Linked DNA regions of Homo sapiens: region 2 is linked to region 1. Evidence: chromatin loops called from intact Hi-C (ENCODE). Cell type or tissue: heart left ventricle. All regions are shown on one strand. Links, peaks and the distances in the headings refer to the core of each region. The heading gives the core; the rest is flanking DNA. Region 1 overlaps ZNF277 (zinc finger protein 277). Region 2 overlaps ZNF277 (zinc finger protein 277).

Region 1 (4,405 bases), core at 205-4,204:
GAAACCAAAAAAATCCATGTGACTCGCTTTATTGTGAATATTGTCTTTATTGTGGTGACCTGAAACCAAACCCTTAATATCTCTGAGGTATACTTGTATATTTCAACATATATTTTTATTAAAATTTCAAAAAATACTTTCTTGATACTTTTTTTTTCTCCATTTAATAGCTACAAATAACTTTCCACACCATGGAATATCCTTCTATAAAATTACTTGCAAGAACCACAGTATTCTAACATTGAAACATAACACAATTTGTTTAACCGATTCTTCAGGTTAGATGCTTAGGTTGCATACATTTCTTGTTACCATAAATAAAGTTGCAGTGAAAACACCTGTACCTAATTTTTTGCCATTTTTAAATGATAATTTTCTTGAGACAAATTATTAGAAGTAGAATTTCTAGGTCAAAGAATATGGACATTTTAATGTGGTTTACTTATATATTATGTTGTGGCTAAAGAAAGTTTGGGCATTAGCATTTAGGAGTTGCATTCTAGGCAAAAGTGTAGGCCAGGGCAACGGGTTTTGAATATTAGTATACATAAGCTAATGAATATTAGTGTACATAATCCATTGGCTTATGCACAGTAATATTCAAAACCCATTGCCCTGGCCTACACTTTTGCTTAGAAAAGGTCATTGTGGCTGGCAGGAGCTGGAAGCCTCCTATCTAGTCAATGTCAACCTTTGCTTTGAAATGCCAAGATACATTTTGTTTTCTAAGGCGCTGTTTTTGTTTATATTTTTCAATGTTTTACAACTGAAATCTGTGTTTCCAGAGGTGAAGATTCTGACAGAGAATTTATCCTTTTGAACAGAGGTAGCTCTGAAGAGCAGGGCCTGAACTTTCATGAAGCCTGAGAACCCAATAAACTGTACACAAAAATGTGTATATTTATATGCACATTTCTCAGGGGATAGTGTTCACAGCTTTCAACAGGTTCTCACAGAGATATGTGATGCTCATAAAAGCTTAACAAAACCAAACCCACAAAAAGCCCACTGGCATGGAAAGCAAATGATATCTACTTACAACTGAGACAAATACTGCAGAAAATGCTGACATTGCAGAGCCATGTATTAACTACACACACAAATGCAAATGAACAGCATGTACTGTATAACACTGAGGAGTGAGACAAATTTGAGAGGCCACACTGCCCAGTGTGATGATCTGAAGCTACAAAAGCTGGGGCTTTCATAGTTGAAGGGCTTTACTCTCTTTAAGGTCAGACTGATAAAGAAGAAGGCCTGTTTCTATTAGGCATCATGCTAGGAATTTTACATGTAGTCTCTGATTTAATTATCAGAAATGTCCTATGAGGAAGGCAGTTTTATTATTGTTAAGTAGTAAGAATCATAAACAGTTTTAAACTCATCCCAATGGGTCAGTGAGAACTCAATTCCATTACCACATTTCTGAATCATTGGCAACAGCCTCATTTAATGACTATACTGCCATAGCTAATGGGACCCAATCCCCATACACCCTCCTGCTTCTGACAGTTGGCCAGTCCCTAACCTCTACTAGTCTCAAAACCCTCAATAAGATCAGCAGTCTGCTTTATTCAGAAAGACTGTGCCTTACAAGTACGTATCTCCACTGTCCAACAACAGTAAATCCAGCTTTCTGTTTCACATATTGAGTAGAGGCCCTTCCTTGACAAAAAGGTTATACAAGGGTTACACTGCCAGTAAGAAATGGAGAGGACTGGCATCCATAAAGTCTGACTCCAGAGCCCAAGCTCATTATAGCTCATAATACACTCCCTGAGCAAATATCTTAACATTTGGATTACGATGGAGAAACCCTGGTTTTTCCCTCCTCCTCTTGACAGCAGGAATGTTGTTAATGAAATACAATATATATTTTATTACTGCTCTGTACTATTTTTATTATTTTTTTATGGACACTGTGAGTGTCTAAGTCCCTATGAAGTTAGGCAGTATTATATATCAACTTTTATAACCAAAAGTATCCATATTTCTAATTGGAACAAATATAAAATATAACTTCTTAAATGCTAAGCTTTGAAGAGTTTCTAAATAGGAAAAATGGCACATTTTTATACTATCAAGACAAAATATTTTTCTTAAAAATATGTAGCCCTCTATATTGTTTATAAAATATTCTGAGGGCAATGCTACAGAACAAACTTTTTGTCATAAATTACCTTTATTTATATATTTAACTTATTAGCCTTTAATATATCAATACAGAAAATAAATCATGTAAACCGTGTACTTTTTTCATAAATAAATAACTATGGCAAACAGACAATCCCTATAAAAATTGAATCTAAAAATACTGTTTGCTATAGGAACTTAAAGTACCAAGTTCTCTTTGTAATGACAATATCCCATACAGTGCTCTCTTTTTGGCTTGCATGCTGAGATTTAATATAAAGCTGAAAATTCCTAGCTAGCAGCTTGGCCATTTTAAGATCCATTAATCTGGGCAAGCAGTCTACACACGTGGCTCAATGATCTTTTTTTTTTTTTTTTTTGTATTGCTTTTTTAAATGTCTCAGTAATTTGGAAGATAGGGCATGAAGAAAGACGAAATCTATTGAGGCTGCGAAACTAGAAGGGCAGATTGTAGGAAGGAGGAGAGCTATTACATGCAGGCTGGCTGAGAGTAGTGAAAAGAACTCATTGTAGAGAAATAGAAAATAGTGAGTTAGGGAACACCAATTTCTATAGAAAATGAGTACACCCTAGGTACTCATATGCTACAAGACACTGAACAGAAGAATCAATGTTTAATAGAAGATAATACTCTAAACCTTTGGCAAAGTGCTTTAAAAACTAAACCATTCTGAAATGTTTAGTGCCTTGGTATAAGTCAAAAGATGTTACTTAAAAACCAATAATGAACTTTATTTGGAACAAATGGTAGTTCAGGTCACCTTGCTTTAAAAAAGTTTTCTATTATAGAATATTCAAGTGAAAGTGAGCTGAATGACACAAGAGCTTTGACTAGAGGCTTTGATATTCAAGAGGATTAAGCAAATGAGCAATGGTGTCTTTTAATGGAGACAAGATTATGAATAAATTCATAAAAACAGATACACTCCTAAATGGATCATAAAGGTTAAAAAATTTAAGAATTTGGGGTGAAATGTTATGTGGTGTGGTAGTATTTAGGGAAGAAGCAAGAAAATAAATTAGGGGAGAAGTTAACACCAAAAAAGGAGTATTTTTTCCATCATCAATTCCAGAGTTATCATTCTTTCCTCACAGAAAAAGCAAGAAATGATTGTCGATATAGGCTAAAATAAAATAATCAGTTTTCTTAATCTGAAAAACAAAAACATAATCAGAAAGTAGATAGAGCTAGGCATATGAAATGCCATCCATTGCATTTATGGGATGTAGCAAATTTATTTCTGAAATAAATAAGCTGAAAACCAAATTGTTGTATGTTAGGTAAAATGGACTTTAGAAAAGGTAAAAGGAGGGACAGTCTTCAAGTATGTACTTTACTACTGAAACTTCATTTCCATCACTTATGCACCTGGTTGAAGCTGATGACACCAGATAACCTATAGTACAAGGGAAGCCAAGTAAAGAATTAAAAGAATCTAACGCAGAGAATGATAGAGATCTATAGAGTTTATGAACTGACCAACGGCTGAAGTTTTTATGGTGGCTGGGATCTTCCCAAGCTGTCTGAGCAAACCCATAAACAGAACCACTGAAGCAAGATCTAATAGAAACTAATTAAGGGTTGGGTAACCTATTGTTGTGAGTTCTGATCTTTCTTTCTCACACACATTTCTGTGATTGGCTTTGAATGACATTAACAAATCTATCAAATCTTGGAAGAACTGTTAAGACTAAAAGAAAAATATCATAAATTTGTAAGAAGTGAACCTCAGATGAAAAACACAATCACTCAATGCTTTATTCATCTTGAAAGTCAGAAAAGGTAGCAGAGACACTAGAGTAGGCCCAACTATTTCTATCACCTGTGCTCTCCGCCTAGCCCACCTCCCACTCCTGATTTCATTCCCATTTTGCCCTAGTTTTAGGAAATTAATATGTTCCTTACACTCTGAAATGGAATTTGAAAATTAAAGTTTAACTGGTAACTAAGGCTTATCGCTTCCTAGAAATAACACCCTATAAGAGCAAGACTGAGGGGTTTATTCAAGAATATACGTTGATGTTACATAACGCTAGGAAAAAATTAGAAATGACTCAATACCCAACAATACTTAAATGAATTATAGAAATTAAGCAAGTCATTAAAATGTGTTTTGAGAGATTGAGTAGTATGGGAAAATACTCAGAACATATTGCTAAATGAAAAAATATAGAAAACCATATTTATAATATGATACTCATTTGTAAATAATATGTGACATATTTTTAAACAAAAGGAACTACCAAACAA
Region 2 (4,405 bases), core at 136-4,135, 50 kb after region 1:
GAAAAAAGCTGCCCTGCTCACCTTTGGGTCAAGTAGGTCAGTAGAACATACTTGTTTCAGCATGAGGTGGCAAGTCTTTAAGGTACTGTCAATGAAAAGCCAACTCATTCAGAGTCTGATAAGTTTATCAAATAAGTCAAAACTGAACCCTAATTTTGTGGCAAAGTTCTCTAAGAAGAGCTAATAGAAACATTTGAAGATTTAATCACTGGAGACAGCAGTTTATGCACATTGCTTGTTTCTATATACTCGTGATTTATATTTAGAAGAGAGTATGATTTCTATTATATGAATCTGATCGACATCCTCTTTACAGTTTTTCCAGATGGAAGTGTATGAGTGTGTATTGTAAAGGGCAGCACTATTCTTTTGCATGAATGGGAAGGTCAAGGTCAACACAATAAGTGTATGTAATTCGGTATCTGACCCATCAAATCCCTCAATAATAACCTGCTCTTCAAGTGCAGAAGACATATTAAAACCACTTGTATCACTTCTGGCACATATGCCAAAGATGTGCCTATACCTATGACTGAAATAACAGTCACAATTGAAGACCAGACTATTATATCATCTCACCTAATCATTTCCACATCCCAGCAATATAGATACAGTATTACTCATTTTACAGAAGAGAAACTGAAGTTCAGAGGTTTACCAGAATCTGATCCTAAGCTGGCCTGATTTTAAAATCTTTTCACTATTCCATACTGCCTTTCTATGGTAACATTGGCTTTAGAGCATATTTATGTGTAAGAAAAGTCTGTTTCAGACCTCATTCAATGGAATTTAGTTACTATGAGACATCATTACAACCGTGCATAGGATAAAAGTCTTTTCTCAGTTATTGTGTGACTTTGGGCAAGCTACTCTTTTCATCAGTTTCCTCATTTGTACATAAAAAGCGTAATATGACTACCTAGGGGTTGCTATGAAGATGAAATGAGATAATACCTATAAAAGCATTTGAAACAGTATCTGGCACAGTTAGTGCTCAAAAAAATGTTAGCTATCATACACATCATCATTATTATATCCCTTTTAATAAGAGCTCTTCTCTAAATATCCTACAAGTTGGGTCCCATTGATTTGTCATAGGAAAATAAAAGAATGCTTTAAATAAGGCCTCTTCAGAACCTTATACAAAATGTATTAGTCCATTTTCATGCTGCTGATAAAGACATACCCGAGACTGGGCAATTTACAAAAGAAAGAGGTTTTAATTGGACTTAGAGTTTCACATGGCTGGGGAAGCCTCACAATCATGGTGGAAGGCAAGGAAGAGCAAGTCACGTCTCACATGGATGGCAGCAAAGAGAGAGCTTGTGCAGGAAAACTCTTCTTTTTAAAACCATCAGATCTCATGAGACTTATTCACTATCATGAGAACAGCACAGGAAAGACCTGCCCCTATGATTCAATTATCTCCCACCAGGTCCCTCCCACAACACATGGGAATTCAAGATGAGATTTGGGTGGGGACACAGCCAAACCATGTCACCAAACAAGACCTACAAGAGTAGTTTCTATAATTCTTATCTTCTCTGACATCCCACGGCCTATACCTTGTGAGGCAACCCCAGTATACAATGTTACTTGAGTTTCTTGATGACTTTGAGTGTCAATGTGTGTGTGTGCGGGTGGGGAGCTGGGTGTGAGTAGAGTAGCACTGTATAGAAGTGAGAGAGGATACAGAAGATAATATAAAGGCTTGCAGAGCACATAGTTGTAATACTAGTATGTAGCACCAACAGACACTCTGACAACTCCCAAATTCCAGGAAAGCATTGACAGCATAAGCAGTTATCACCAACACATTCCTAAGCTTCCCCAGGGTTACTCCACAATTTAGATTGCTTCCTAAGTGAATACAGTATCAAAGAGCAGGCAGTTCTTGATAGAGCAGGCAGATCTTTATAATTGGGCCTATCTTTATAATGAAAGCAACTAATACTTACTGAGGTCTGACTTTATAACAGGAAATATGCTAGGCTTTCATAAATATATAAATATGAAATAATCACAATAACTGCAAGACAGGTATTATACGGATATTTTCATAAATGTGGCAGCACATATAATAAACCTATGTTACACAGCTTTTAAATGTCAGAATTGGAATTTAAATACCGTTTTGTCAAAATAAGGTCTAGTCCTCTTTCCATTGCCATGTCAAATATATGAGACTGGACTTAATGGTTTATAGAAATAGAATGACAGCCTGTAGAAAATTGGTAACAGCCATATAGATGATGAAAGACAGAATTCAAGGTCCATGTGGTAGGTCATTCAGTTACAGGCTTAAAGTTATAAAGGCCAGATCTAAAGTATTCTTTTAAAAAATGTAATTATTATTTAAACAACATTAAAACTTTATTTTAAAAAACTGAAATACTATCCTTAAATGCTAACTATGATCACCTTGACAGAATATCATCCTCCTGATATTTTGCATTTTAGTTGGTATGCATACCTTTCACAAGCATAAAACATCTATTCAGTTTTTTATTCTACTTCAGTTCCTCTGCTCAAAATAGTAGCCACTCTAAATGCCTTGAATAAATTTCAAGCATATTCTAACATTAGACTGTTATACAATGTTTACTGTATGCAGCTTTGATAAACACTGGATGTACAAAAGTGAAATAAGGCAACTCTTGACCTCAAGAAGTTCACTGTCCACTGGGGTAGACAAAGTTGCCAAAAAATAACTACAGTGTGACATGGTAAGTGGATAATGGAGATATGGGAAAGGAAGCAGGGTGACTGAAGATGAGGCTAGACAAGTAGATTAGAATCTTAAATGCCACACAGAGAGTTTGGACCTAATTATACATGTAGCAGAATTACACTGAAGATTTCAAGTGGAGATCCATGAATATATTTGTTTTACAATGTGGATTAAAGGAGGTAAAGTCAAGAGTCAGTGAGATCAACAGGAAGGTTTTGCAATCGTTCAGGCTAGAATTCCATTCTGGTCAAACACTTATTAAACATTAACAATGTGCCAAGAACAGAATCAGGCTGACAAACACACATACAACTGGTTCTCAAGAGCACTTTCTGGGGCATGGGAGATGCAGGTAGGTAATTCAGCAGTAATGGTGAGGGTTAGTAATGGAATTAGCACAGTGGCTGTAGCTATGAATAGAGGGAACAGGTTCAAAATATACTACAGGCGCAGAAAAATAAGGCTTGCTAACTGATCAAATTCAGTACCTGAGGGCGAGTTAGGAATCAAGGATGCTTCCTAGGTTTCTAGCTTAGACTTGATGCCATTTATTGAAATAGGAAATACAAGAATGAGGAGTTTACATCACCTGCTACCCTTCCCTCTTTCTTCCAGAGACATCACACATGAGATAGTAAGTTCTCTGGAAGATAAACATTACCAAAATCATCAGATAATAAGGTCCAGAATCCAAGCATTAGCAAAATCATCAACTACTAAACACCCATTCGGAGGGAAAAAAGTTGACTTTGACAGAATATTACAATATGGAGATACAGATTAATACTCAGAAGAAATAGCCTCAGTCACAAAAGCCTCCTAAATGTATTATTACTGAATTGTGCTACCTTGCTGATTTTTAAAAACAGCAAAAGAACAAATGCCAATGACACCACGTGAGGGATGCTGAATCTATTTATTATCTGTTCTTAATTTTAGGAGACAAATTGAAATTCTGGTTACTGTTCAGATGTATGTAAAGCAGTGTCCTTTAACCCTTGACCTAGTGTGCCAGGTGCAGTAGCTCACGCCTGTAATCCCAGCACTTTGGGAGGCCGAGGAGGGTGGATCACCTGTGGTCAGGAGTTTGAGACCAGCCTGGCCTAGATGGCGAAACTCTGTCTCTACTAAAAATATAAAAATTAGCTGGGCATGGTGGCACACGCCTGTAATCCCAGCTACTCGGGAGGCTGTGGCAGGAGAATCACTTGAACCCGGGAGGCGGAGGTTGCAGTGAGCTGAGATCGTGCCACTCCACTCCAGCTTGGGTTACAGAGCAGGACTCTGTCTCAAAAAAAAAAACAAAAAAAAAAAACAAAAAACAAAAACAAAAAAAGCAAAAAAATCCTTGACCTCAATGTGGGGACTTTCTTGGAGAAGGATGGAGCCACAGAAGTCTGGCAACACAGTGGTCTCAGTGAGTGTTGCACCTGCCTGCACCCCACCCACTGACTCACTCTAGCAGAGATTTTGAGGAATTGCAAGGATTTCTATAAAAAGTCTTCCTAGGCCTCACTGTCCCAGGGTATTAAACACACAGACTAACATTTTAATCAGAGCAAGAAGAAAATCTCTTAAAAGAAGCAGTTTTCAAGAAGTCAAAAAGGTGTATGTTTTTTAAAAATTTTATTTTTATTATACTTTAAGTTCCAGGGTACATGTGCACAACTTGGA

Evidence for each region. Peaks named below come from ENCODE experiments on the same cell type or tissue, not always from the same donor. Only the 100,000 strongest peaks of a DNase experiment are listed, where the experiment ranks them.
Region 2: a loop joins it to region 1, with 6 times the contacts of the local background. A loop is called at or near these places in 2 of 110 quality-filtered maps.

Annotation. Positions count from the first base shown.
Region 1 is chr7:112,260,356-112,264,760 of GRCh38, reverse strand. All of the region lies in intron 1 of ZNF277 (zinc finger protein 277), which reads right to left. Among named protein-coding and RNA genes, the nearest start is that of ZNF277, 56 kb to the right of the region's middle. In heart left ventricle, for the core only: no CTCF peak of the experiment used is centred there; no DNase peak of the experiment used is centred there.
Region 2 is chr7:112,210,107-112,214,511 of GRCh38, reverse strand. All of the region lies in intron 1 of ZNF277 (zinc finger protein 277), which reads right to left. Among named protein-coding and RNA genes, the nearest start is that of ZNF277, 5.6 kb to the right of the region's middle. In heart left ventricle, for the core only: no CTCF peak of the experiment used is centred there; no DNase peak of the experiment used is centred there; H3K27ac peaks cover 1,589 bases.